3 separate regions of the Homo sapiens genome follow, and regions 2 and 3 are each linked to region 1. The links are chromatin contacts, found by Hi-C or POLR2A ChIA-PET in ENCODE. All regions are on one chromosome and are shown on one strand. Each heading gives the region's core, a stretch centred on a gene start or an enhancer-like site at or near the end of the contact. The rest is flanking DNA. Distances are from core to core; before and after follow the strand shown. Region 1 overlaps DZIP1L (DAZ interacting zinc finger protein 1 like). Region 2 holds the start of NME9 (NME/NM23 family member 9). Region 3 has its middle 21 kb from the start of ESYT3.

The links. Hi-C counts contacts between places; a loop is a spot of excess contacts on that map. ChIA-PET counts read pairs that join two places held with the same protein, here RNA polymerase II (POLR2A). Pooled maps may share reads with other maps.
Region 2: a map of K562 shows a loop between it and region 1 (3-fold over the local background). The contact joins the promoter of NME9 here to the enhancer-like site in region 1. A Hi-C loop is called at or near these places in 11 of 168 maps with a recorded cell type or tissue (Caco-2, HCT116, HepG2 and 7 more), 20 of 37 single-sample maps with no recorded cell type and 25 of 50 pooled maps.
Region 3: a loop to region 1 is called in a map of OCI-LY7, with 2.5 times the contacts of the local background. The contact joins two enhancer-like sites. A Hi-C loop is called at or near these places in 19 of 168 maps with a recorded cell type or tissue (CD14-positive monocyte, CD8-positive, alpha-beta T cell, HCT116 and 15 more), 9 of 37 single-sample maps with no recorded cell type and 30 of 50 pooled maps. POLR2A ChIA-PET finds 5 or more read pairs at or near these places in 1 of 52 experiments (OCI-LY7).

Annotation. Positions count from the first base shown.
Region 1 is chr3:138,058,001-138,062,129 of GRCh38, forward strand. DZIP1L (DAZ interacting zinc finger protein 1 like) reads right to left here. Exons shown (of 16, transcript NM_173543.3): 16 at 3,990-4,129. Among named protein-coding and RNA genes, the nearest start is that of CLDN18, 50 kb to the left of the region's middle. Within about 2 kb of position 1,444, at least 2 of the 41 ENCODE cell types and tissues checked have a DNase peak (open chromatin) inside an H3K27ac peak, as active enhancers do.
Region 2 is chr3:138,328,563-138,333,012 of GRCh38, forward strand. It overlaps NME9 (NME/NM23 family member 9), which reads right to left and starts at 1,289. Exons shown (of 11, transcript NM_001349018.2): 1 at 741-1,289. The coding sequence starts at 773. It overlaps LOC124909438 (a long non-coding RNA gene), which reads left to right and starts at 1,371. Exons shown (of 2, transcript XR_007096113.1): 1 at 1,371-1,608.
Region 3 is chr3:138,411,633-138,415,501 of GRCh38, forward strand. No RefSeq gene overlaps it. Among named protein-coding and RNA genes, the nearest start is that of ESYT3, 21 kb to the right of the region's middle. RefSeq lists enhancers at 992-1,492, 1,493-1,993. Within about 2 kb of position 1,644, at least 2 of the 41 ENCODE cell types and tissues checked have a DNase peak (open chromatin) inside an H3K27ac peak, as active enhancers do.

The DNA of each region.
Region 1 (4,129 bases), core at 194-2,693:
GCTCACACCTGTATTCCCAGCACTTTGGGATGCCGAGGAGGGCGAATCACAAGGTCAGGAGTTCAAGACCAGCCTGGCCAATATGGTGAAACCCCGTCTCTACTAAAAATACAAAAAATTAGCTGGGCATAGTGGTGGGCGCCTATAATCCCAGCTACTGGGGAGGCTGAGGCAGAAGAATCACTTGAACCCGGGAGGCGGAGGTTGCAGTGAGCCGAGATCGCACCACTGCACTCCAGCCCAGGTGACAGTGCAAGACTCTGTCTCAAAAAAAAAAAAAAAAAAAAGATGGATTTAGGCAATGGTCATCAATGTCTATCACCAATGCCATCACCAACATCACAAGAAAGGAGAAAAAGATATTCTGTGTCTCCTGATGGAGATGCACAAAACCACCAATGAAGAGTCCTGCCAAAACACAAAAAAGTAGTCAAAGCTGAACCTGATCAAGTATTTAGCTCTAACTACAAATTTACAGATAGTTCAGGAGAAAGAGGAATACATTAAATACCACCACAGTAATCAATCAGCAAAACCCAGACTGTGGGGAATTCCACAAGATGAACAATCTGATTTATTCAGCAACAGTAAAAATAATAAAAATCATGGGGAAGGAAAAGGGAAAGGAAGAGAGGAAAGGAGGGAAGAAGGGAAGACAGGAAAGAGGGAAAAATGAAAGAGGAATCTATAGGTTAAAAAAGACAAATATGTGTAGTAAAATAGAGGAATTGTAGACAGAGAATTGATATTTGATGACATTTAGAAAAAAAGTACTGATTTTTGTTGTAGTGTGATGGTGGTACAATGGTTATTTTTGAAAAGGAAGTATCTTTTAGAGACACATACAGAAATGTTTGTAGACATAATGATATTATTTGGGATAATATGTAATATTACATGTATATTACTTGGAATAATATGCAGTATCATATTAAAACATACAATATTATTTGGCGAAAGATATACAGGAAACAAGATTCTCTATGGGTTGGTAATTGTTAAAACTGAGTAATAGGAACACCAAGGTCATTACACAATTCTATTTTTATATATGCTTGAAATTTTTCATAATAAAGAGATAAAGAAAACAGCAACAAGAAAAGTGAACTACGGGCAACTCATAAAAGAAGAAATAGCAACAACCAACATGAAAAAGAAATAAAAAATAATTTTACTTTAGAAGAAATCTTAAAAATGCAAGTTTCTTAAAAGGTGAGGTTTCATTTTTCACGTATCACGTGGCCAAAACATTGAAAGATTAATGATATCCCTGGTAGCAAGGGAATGCAAAAACTAGCTTTCTTGTGTGCTCCAAACACTAGTAGACTAAATTGGCTCCAGTTTTCTGGAAAGCATTTGGCAATATGTAACAAAAGTACATGGGGAAAGGAGCTAGAGTGCCAGGGCCAGGCTGCCAAAGTCAGATTGCAGTCACACCACTCACTGGTGGCAGGACCCAAAACAAGTTTCTTAGCTGCTGTGTACCTCAATTCCTAGCCCATGAAATGCATGTACTATAATAGTGGCATCCATCTCAAGGGCTGCTGTGAGGCTAAATCATAATATTGGTACCAAACTTGGACCAGTGCCTGGCATATGGTGCTGGCTTTCATTATTATGTTGGCCCAGCAACCTCACTTCTAAGAATTTATTTTAAGGAAATCTTAATCAAGTGCACAAAGACACATATACACATTTTTTTAATCACTTCATGATTTATAAAATGCAAAAAGTAGAAATGTCTGGTTAAAAAAACTTTTGTAATCTTTGCCTGGAATACGAGGTGGCCATTATATATAACTGTCTTATATTTATACGTACTGACATGTACATGTGTACTGATATAAAGACATTTGTAATCTGTTTTCCAGGAGAAAATCAAGCTAGAGAAGAATATAGTTGAACCCTAGGAAGGAGTTTTTTTTTTCACCAGTGCATGTACATCTAGATGTTAACAATAATTGACTGAATTTGTGGGTTATATTCTTTTTGATTATCTGTATTTTCTAATTTTTCTGTATCAACCTTATCATTTGTCTAATTTTTAAATGATCTGTTACATACGTTCCACAGTTCTGGCAAATCTTGTGCTGGTTAATTTTAGTTCAATTTAATGAGAGCAAGAGATACCTGGACAGCTGTGAAGCATTACTTCTGAGTAGGTCTGAGAAGGTGCTTCCAGAAGAGATTAGCATTTGAATCAGTAAACTGAGTGAGGAAAATCTGCCCTCTCCCATTGTGGGGGACACCATCCAATCTGCTGCCAGCCTATATAGAAAGGCTTTCTCTCTGGAGTTGGGACACCCAGCTTCTGTCCTTGGATGTCAGAACTCCAGGTTCTCAGGCCCCAGGACCTGCACCAACAGTCCCAGGTTCTCCGGCTTTCGGATTTAGACTGAGCCACTCTACCAGCTTCCTTCATTCTCCAGTTTGCAGACAGCCTATGCCGTGATCACATCAGCTAATTCCCTTAATAAATCCCCTGTCATTTATTAGGGAAACTGGCTAATAAATACCCATAAGTATCTATCTATCCATATATCCTACTAGTTCTGTTTCTATTGAGACCTAATACAACTTACTAAAGAATTTTAAAATATATTTGAAAATGGGAAGGGGTGAACACAGCATAGAAACACCAAAGTAATACGTTAGTCAAACCCTCCAAAGTAGATAGAAAAACCCATTTGGAAACATATAACGTAATGATGAACATTCAAGAACAGAGACATTCTCATTGATAATCATCACCAGTGTGTGCACACAAGTCCAAACACATTTACTGTTTACATTTGCATTCCCCCAAAAGTGGAGCTAGAAACAAGGACTTGGGTGCAGATTAATTTACCTCAGAGGTGCTCATAAGAGAAAGAAGTAAGGGAGTGAGAAAAATGAAACAGAAAAGAGGAAGGCCGATGAACTATGCATTAATAATAGTAACTGCATACTAGTGAGAACTAGCACTCAATCCCACAAGGGACTCTGAGAAACTGTGCAGAATAAAACTCAGAGGTGCCCCACAGAAGCACAGGAAGCCTGGAGCAATTACTCATCAACTCCCATCCCATCAAGATTGTGGGCTGATCTGGTAGCATCAGCTCTCCAGCTCTCCTGAGCTTCCTCATTGAGCAGCTTCCTTTGTACGACAACACCCCCAGCCTGCCCCCTCCCCCAGCTACCCTACTCCACCACCAGACCCCTTTTGCTCCCTGCAGTGTGTTTCCTCCATCACCTTCCTACGAGAACTTCAAGGCCTCTCCAGGTGTCAGGACCACCCAAAGGTCAAAGGAAGTCTGGGTGAGTTGGAGGTGGTAATAGATGAAACAAGATTGACCTTGAGTTGAGCTGATAATATTTGAAGCCCAGTGATGAGCACATGGGTTCATCACACTATTCCCTTTACTCATATATGTGTTTGAAACTTTCCATAACAAAAAGTTAAAAATAGATCTTTGCTGTGTCAGGGATGGAGGTTCTTTGCTAGGTCTCCCTTTCAGGAAAAAAAAAAAAAAATGCCACTCAACCAGGAGAAATGAAATTGACTGACAGGTTCACTCCAAGGTTCACTCCAGCTTTCAAGTCAAGGTCTCATTCAGTCTGGGCCACCCCAGCCAATGGCCAAGTGCAGTGCAGGCATGAGAGCCTGGCCATTTCTGCACAATGGGGACTCCCAAGTGGGCAGTTCTTGCTCAGGAGCTCCCCACTGGGTCAGTGGAGACCTTGTCAACACATCAATGCCCTGAGTTCTCCTGGCTCCTCCAGCTTCCTTCTCTCTTTCTGTTCACAGTGGTCAGGTGTGCATTGCAGTCTGCGGCCTTTCCCCACTGGATCCTACCTCCACCTCCTTTTCTTTCCCAAGTGCAGCTCCTCAATAACTCCATCTTGGCAACCATGTCCCAAAAGACCTAAACTGACACAATTAAGATGCAGTTGCTTCCTTCCCTCCCAACCCCCTGAAAGCTCCAAAAATAATGAAATACATACCAGAGTTAAAAACATTGTACTATATTTAAATGTTTGCATATAATATATTAATGTTTTTCACACTAAAAATATACAATGGCTATGTATAAAACCTGATTTTGGAAATAATATCAAAAATTACACGTGTGGTCCTTTGGGGATACAA
Region 2 (4,450 bases), core at 39-2,538, 270 kb after region 1:
GAGGCATTTTAAGTTCGTTTTAAAATGTTCCCATGTTGCAGATCATCCAGCTGATCTCCTTATGACCAAGCACTCTCTCCTAATTCCAGGGTCTATGCCTGCATGTTTTTACCATCACTTCAGAATCAACCACTATCTATTGTCCAGGACCAAGAAGAAGAGCAGCTGCTGGCTTCTGAATTCACTTGTCCCACATGCAAATGAAGTAAGACACTCTATATAACATATGTCCAGCACATAATATATCTCAAAACATATTTGTTAATAAGTGAAATTTGATGAGAACAGTGGTGGGAAAACTGGGTCTCCACAGAGCACACAGTTACAGACTCATGCCCAAAGTCAAAAGAACCTATACTGTATTCTCTGTGCAAGCTGCAGTTGTATTTCAACAAGAACAAAATAACGGTCACATCGAGTTATGTTGATTCGTATTTTCTTAGTTTATAGTTTTATTTAATGCATGTTTAGGTTTTATGGTTGTATAAGCACTATAAATGTAAACAGCTTCTACTCAGTTTTGTTTGCATTAATTTTGTTTGCGTAAAATTTGTCATCACTGGGGTTCCAAGATAAGTTTTGTCCCTTTAAGACGGAAGGGTACATCACTCAAGTTTGAGAACACTGTCACGTACTGCTGGCAAACAGAATGTCACTTTTATACTGCAACCCCGCTCTAATCACCCTCCTCTTCCCCGAGCCCAACCCAGAGCTGGAAGCTAGCGCCCCTTGAGGCTTACCTGCAGGGCAATTTCCTTCTTCCTGCTGCCCATGGCTCTGCAAAGAAGACGAAGCCCTGTTACCGCGGCCGTGGGCCGTTCCCCCGCAGCCTCGCGACAAACCGCTGCGTGGATCAGCAAGCCCAGAGCCTCCTTCAGACAAGCCCCCCTCCTACGGCCCCCGGCCCCTTTTTAAGGTGCTTCTAACTGGCGGCAAATCAGCACACTGATACAAAGTGAACACCCCGCGAGGAAGCGGAGCCTGCAGTCCACGGGCTCGTGGCTCGCCGGGCGGTTTTCTGGGGATCTGCGAAGCCCCCTCCCCACCCCGGAGCCGGCCAGGGGGCGCGCGCAGAGGCCGGAGTCAGTGCGCCGGGCGCGGTGCAGCCTGTCGGGCACAGGGTCGCCAGTCGAGGAATTCTGACAAAAAAACGACATGGGACCCTGTTATCCCTGCTGTTCTTATGGATTACTGGGAAAGTGAGCCACTGCGAACGACAGGTACAAGATCTTCGACGCGCCCGGAGTCACCAACCGAGTCTGCCGCGACCTAGCCGCGGTCGTCATGGCAACCTGGCCCCCCCGCCAGGCCTGCCAGGAAAGCCGGCGGACACGTAAGCCACGCCCACTCTGGGCCCAACGCAGTCTCTCCGCGGAGGCTCTGAACCCAGCCAGGGAGAGGCAGGAGGGAGTCCCGCCCCTTGCCCTCCATATCGGACCATAGGAACCCACTCATTGGCTGCAGTGTTTGTCAGCGTCTGGAGGCTTCGAACCCACCAAGCAAAGACCCAGTGCATCTGTGCGTTGCACAGTCGCATCTGTGAATCCCTGCATCCCTCCTGCCCTGCCTGCCAAGACTGATGTGCAGCTTTTCTACCATCACATACCGGTATAATGTGTGCAAGGTGGGGGGTGTCTCCAGGTTTTGAGGGATCTGCAAGCGTTCTCTTTAAGGCAAAGAATATGAAATTACAAATTCAAAATTAGATATGAAAGTCAAGTGAGACACATACAAAACAGTTACAGACATTGTAGATATTAATCCAACTGTATCAATAACCACTTTAAATGTGAATAATCTGATTACACCAATTAAAAAAGAGATTGTCAGAATGGATTTCAAAAACAAACAAAGCCCAATCGTGTGTTATCCACAAGAAAATACATTAAAAGCAAAAGGATAGAGAAAGCTATACCAGGCTGACACTAATTAAAAAAATAGCTGAAGTAGGTATGTTAATTTCAAGAAAAGCAGACTTCAGAACAAGGAAATTTATCAGGTATAAACAGGGACATTACATAAAGTTAAAGGGATCAGTTATTTGGGAAGACATAACAATACTTAATATGTATGTACTTAAAAACAGAGCACCGAAATATGTGAGGCAAAAGAAGATAAAACTGCAAGGAAAAATAGGTAAACTCAGTATTATAATAGAATGCTTTCATACCATTTTTAAAAAGTAATTAATACATCCAGCAGAAGCAAATGAGCAAGGATATAGTTGAACTGAAAAATATCAAATTGATCTAATTGACATTTATGCAATATTTAGTTCAACAACAGCGGAATATAGATTCTTTCTCAAGCTCACATGGGACATTCACTGAGATAGACCACAATCTAGGCCATAAAACATAGCTTAACAAATTTAAAAGGATAGAACAAAGTATGTTCTCTGACTGCAATAGAATTAAACTAGGAATCAATCACAGCTGATGAAAGAGATCTCACAGATTTAAATAAATGAAGAAATATTCCGTGTTCATGGATAGGAAGAATTAATATTGTTAAGATATCAATTCTTCCTAAGTGAAGCATACACCAAATGATTTCCATCCAGGGAGTGCTGATACCCTGTTTGGCCATGAGGTACCCAGCAACCCTCTGTGAAGTACAGGGCGATGGGTATACTGGAGACCGAACATCTTCCTACCTGTCATCCTGCCTTCTCCCACTTCAGCTCCGAATCCACCTACTCTTTTCTTGCATTCAGTCCCATGGCAATATTCAGTTCCATGATAATATTACGCAGAGCCACAGGCAGTCCTTAAGACACCACATTGCAAACTGAGTTGACTAGATGCAAATCATGTTCATTGCCACAAGGTGGTGGTTGCTGAAGCTCTTGAATGGTGTGGAATCTCCCTTAGAATTTAGTTTCCAAAATAAAATTCAAATCAGATGCTAAATTCCTCTTGCCAGCACATGGAAAGATAGTGACATTTATTCTTTCTGAAAGGGTTAAATTTCTTACCATGTGGTCTCTATTACAAAATGTACTCACATCTTTGCCAGGCTAAACCTCAGAAACAAATTTAGGTAAACCACATGTCCCAGTTTGCCTGGGACACCCCCACTTTTCACCTGTTGTCCCATGCAATTATTAATAGCAACCCCTCTCACTTTCAAAAGTGTACAGTTTGGGTAGGGTGCAGTAGCTCACGCCTGTAATCCCAGCACTCTGGGAGGCCGAGGCAGGTGGATCACTTGAGGGCAGGAGCCTGGCCAACATGGTGAAACCCTGTCTCTACTAAAAAAAAGTATCAAATAACTGGGCCTGGTGGTGCATGCCTATAATCCCAGCTACTTGGGAGGCTGAGGCAGGAGAATCACTTGAACCCAGAAGACGGAGGTTGCAGTGAGCCAAGATCGTGCCACTGCACTCCAGCCTGGGTGACAGAACAAGACTCCATCTCAAAGAAAAAAAAAATTACAGTTTGGACAACATGGAACCTCATCAGTTTTTTCCCAGATGAATCACCTTGGGCCACTCCTGCTTTTTAATAAAACTTCCATCTTTTACATGTTTTGTGACACAGGTGAATGGTTTTTTTTGTTGTTGTTGTTTTTGTTTTTTTGGTTTTTTTTTGAGACAGAGTCTTGCTCTGTCACCTGGGCTGGAGTGCAGTGGCGTGATCTCAGCTCACTGCAACCTCCGCCTCCCGCGTTCAAGCAATTCTCCTGCCTCAGCCTCCCGAGTAGCTGGGACTACAGGCATGTGGCACTATGCCCAGCTAATTTTTGTATTTTTAGTAGAGATGGGGTTTTACCCCGTTGGTTGGCCAGGATGGTCTAGATCTCTTGACCTTATGATCCGCCTGCCTCAGCCTCCCAAAGTGCTGGGATTACAGGCATGAGCCACTGCTCCCCGCTGGGTCAGTGTTTTTATTTATTATCCAAAAGTCAGATTTTTTCAAATGTATCTATTTTTAATCAGCCCTTCCCTCAGTGATGTACTTTTTTGTTTGTTTTATTTTAATGCAAAACCTGCTAACTAAATTTAAGGGCTACTGAGGTGTTTTAGAGTTCAAAAGATTAAAAACCAAACTCTTCCTCCTGCAACTCATGTTTATTGCCACAAGGTGGTGGTTTACTCAAAATAAACCCTTCTGAGACCCAAATTGGACACTAGGAGCATTTTCTTTATCAAAATGCTTCAGAACTGATGTGACTCTGTAAAACAAGAATGACCCTCCTCACTTTAAGAGGAAATCATAGACCAAAGCAGGCTGTGCTTCCTCGGATGCCTTCCCGTTTTTCATCGTAGAAGATAAGAATGTATATACACATCTTCGTCTAACCTAACTCCTCTCTCCTTCCAGGTGTAATGTCTTCTTTTTTCCACAAGTAACAGCAGGTCCCTCCTGTGCCTTGCTCTGAGGAAGGCAGCTGGGAGTGGTAGAACTGGGAACTTTAGGGTCAGACAGATGTGGGCTGGATCACAGAT
Region 3 (3,869 bases), core at 394-2,893, 350 kb after region 1:
TAATAATTATTACAGATCTCAACAGGGGCCTCCAGGCCTTAAAATCTAAATCAGATTGGCTCAAACTATCCTTCTCCATTCCCAAGCCTATGGTTTGTGGCAGTCCCAAGGCCCACTGAAGACTTCACACAGTTCTCCCAAGTCAGGTTCTCACAGGGACCTCCACTTCTGTCCATTTCACTCTGACGTTCAGCCCCTGCCTCAGTTTCTACAAAGAAAACTCACTCTCAATAAACATTCCTAGCCAGGTGCAGTCGCTTGCACCTGTAATCCCAACTACTAGGGAGGTTGAGGCAGGAGGACTGCTTGAGCCCAGGAGTTTGAGACCAGCTTGGGCAACCTAGGGATACCGTGTCCCTTGAAAAAATAACCATTCCTGAGTTTTGCTGGGGACTTGGGGGTCACAGGGATGGTCCCTCTGCTGTCAGGGCCTCTCAGTTGGCCTTCACCCCATGCCAGACCCTCCACCAACCTGTCTTCTCCAGCACCAGCCACCCAGTAAGCTCAACACCCATCCCTTTAGATTCTCTAAACCTCATTTGCTTTCTTTAGCCATAATCCCATAATCTCTTCCTAGAATGAAATATGGTTTCAGCTCTTAATAGGATGGCCAAAACCAGTTTGCTGAGGACTGAGGAGTTTCCTGAAACACTGATCATTCATTGCTAAAACCAGGACAGTCCCGGGCAAACCAGGACCATTGGTCACCTTACTGGTAAGAATAAAATTCTCACCTTGTTCTATAATAATGGTACTAAGAACTATAAATTAGCTGGTGGTTCTCGACCTAGCAATCATCATCATCATAATTACCTGGGAGTTAAAACACAGGCTTTTATGATTTAGCAGGTCTGGGGCCTGAGAAATTGCATTTCTTACAAGTTTCCAGTTGATGGGATAGTGCTGGTCTGGGACCACACTTCAAGAACCCTGAATTAGGTAATCCACATTACACATTCAACAGAGGATTTGGCATACAGTAAATAAATGCACAACAATAACTAGTTATCAGCTAACGTTTTGTTGAGCACTTACTGTAAACCAGGCACCCTGCTATTTCTACATATTACCTTATTTAAACCTCATGGCTTCCCTGAGAGGTAGGTGATGTGATGCTTGTTTTACAGAAAGGGAAACTGAGGTCCAGGGACAACCAGAAGTGACTGAGCCTGCACGTGCACCCAGTTCTGACTTGGAAGCCCACGCTCCATTCACCAGCAGCCCCGCCACACTGAGGACTGAGCTAGTCCCAGCTAGCTGCCCCGCCCCTTTTTAATTTTAACTTTGTTTGAGGAAAATCTTTCAATGTGTCTCACACGTCCCTGCCTTCTTCCAAGTGAGCTGAATGCAGATCAACTTCCTCTGCATGACTCAACAGCAGCATTTTGAACATCAGTGACAGTCATTTTCCAGAGTGTCTGCACTGGGCCTCCTCCAGGGGCAGCCTGAGCTGTGGCCTTGGACACCACCTCCAGTTCTCTTCCTCCAGCTGCCTTTCCCAGCTCCATCTGAGAAGTCGAGGCCAGGACAACCCAGCAGTTAGCCCAGTGAGTAAGACCCAGGAGGCCTCATGTGTAGTCTGGGGGCTTCTGGACTGCAGCCCAGGGGAGCACCCACAGCTGGGAGGCCCCTCGGCCCTGACCTTGGCCCTGCTTCCTTAGAGTCAGCCTGGTGGCTGAGGCTGCTGGAAATGGACCCTGTGATGCAAGGCACTACAACTGACTTTCTTGTTAATATGATAGTTCTTCCCCACCACCCCTCCTCCTCCAAACCATCCAAACTTCTAGTTCCTTCTTTGTGGCTGGCATTACTGAGATTTCTGGTATTATTGGTGCACAGAGGATGTGTGGAGTGCGGTAAGAACATAGGCTGCCTAGGTCTGGCCCAGCAATGCTGCCAGCTGATGACCTTCGGTAACGTGTCCAAGCTCTCTATGCTTTGATTGCCTCATTTGTCAAACTGGATTGATGATAACATACTTATTTTAGGGATATTGAGCTATTGTTGAATTAGATACAGTCATGTGCCACATAAGGATGTTTTGGTCAAGGGCAGACCACATATACAAAGGTAGTTCCATAGATTAAAATACCCTATTTTTTCTGTCCTTTTTCTATGTTTAGATACACAAATACTTGCCATTGTCTTACAGTTGCCTACAGTATTCAGTCCAGTAACATACTGTCCAGGTTTGTAGCCTAGAAGGAGTAGGCTATCCCATAGAGCCGTGGTGTGTAGTAGGCTTTACTATCCAGGGTTGTGTAGGTGCACTCTATGATGTTCACACAATGATGAAATCACCTAAGGATGCATTTCTCAGAATGTATATCCATCATCAAACAACACATGACTGCATATACTTTCAAAATAGTGGCTGGCACACCGAAACTCTATTTAAATGTTAGCCAGGATTCCAAAATCGAATCCGTAAATGATTCTGGAGTGTCTACTAGTAACTCCAGCCACCATTTACTCAAACAGCATGTACCAGTCATTGTGCTTTGCACGGGTCACGTCATTTAAGGCTTGGAGGAGCTAGGCACACCCCCCTTAGTTAGTGGGGTGCTCGTCTCCCAGGCCAAGCTGGCCTGTCCAGCGGTACCCCCTCTGCCTCCCTTGTGGGGCAGGCTCTGAGCTGGACATTCAGCAAGGAGGCTTAGCCTCCCCCATCCTCTGACCATAGCCCCTGCCCTGCCACCTCTCCCCTGCCTGACTCATTTCTCCTTTCCTCAGATGCTTCTTACCGAAAAAACAGCCTCCTGTTGCCCTCCTCTCCTGGGTCCCCGGGCTACTCCAAGCTCTGCTCTTGCCCAGCTCCCCTTGTCAATCAAAACAGATTCAGCCTTCACAGGAAGCAATTTGGCATCTGGTATCAAGAGGTTTAAAATCCTCTTTCCTAAAAATGCCACTCCTAGGACCCTCTCCTAAAGAAGTAATAAAAGATGCAAAGAATGATGAACAAAGGTGATCTTCACATTCATAAGATACAAAACGTTAAAGGATCTAAGTGAGCAATAATTGGAGAATGATTAGATAAATGATGCTGTACCCACGTACTGAAGGATTATACCACAAACGTGAACAGCAGAAGAAATGTTTGTTTCATGCATTTTCATCATCCTTGGATGGTAGCGTCTTTTTAAAAATCTTTGCTTAATGGAAACACAAAAGAAGGGCATCTAGTTTCTACTTTATTTTTATTTCTTTGACCCCAGTAAAGATGGACTTTTGAAGACTTGTCCATTTTTATTCCTTATAAACTGCCTATTTATGCCCTCTTCAATTTTCTGTTAATTTCATTTTTCTTATTTATTGGTTTTATGTATTCAGTTTATTGACCACTTATATGTCATATTTATTGCAAAAATTTCCCTTAGAATGTAGTTTCCTTTTTTATTGTATTACTGATTTATTTTTATACTATAGATGTTTAAAATTTTAAATGTCCAAAGCTATTATTTACTCCTTTATCGTTTTTGTCTTTGGTACAATGCTAATATGATCCTTTCTCATCCAAGTATTATTATTATTTCCTTTGAATACCTTTAGGGTTACACCTTAAATTTTTTTTTTAATGTTTCTTTTAGAGACAAGGTCTCGCTCTGTTACTCAGGCTAGAGTGTAGTGGTGATCATAGCTCACTGCGGCCTTGAACCCCTGGGCTCAAGCAATCCTCCTGCCTCAGCCTCCCTAGTAGCTGGTGCTATAGACATGTGCCACCACACACAGCTATTTTTTTTTTCTTAGAGATGGGTCTCACTATGTTGCCCAGGGTGGTCTCCAACTCCTGGCCTCAAGGGATCCTCCCACCTCAGCTATTCACAGTGCTGGGATTACAGGCATGAGCCACCATGTCTGACCCAGATGAC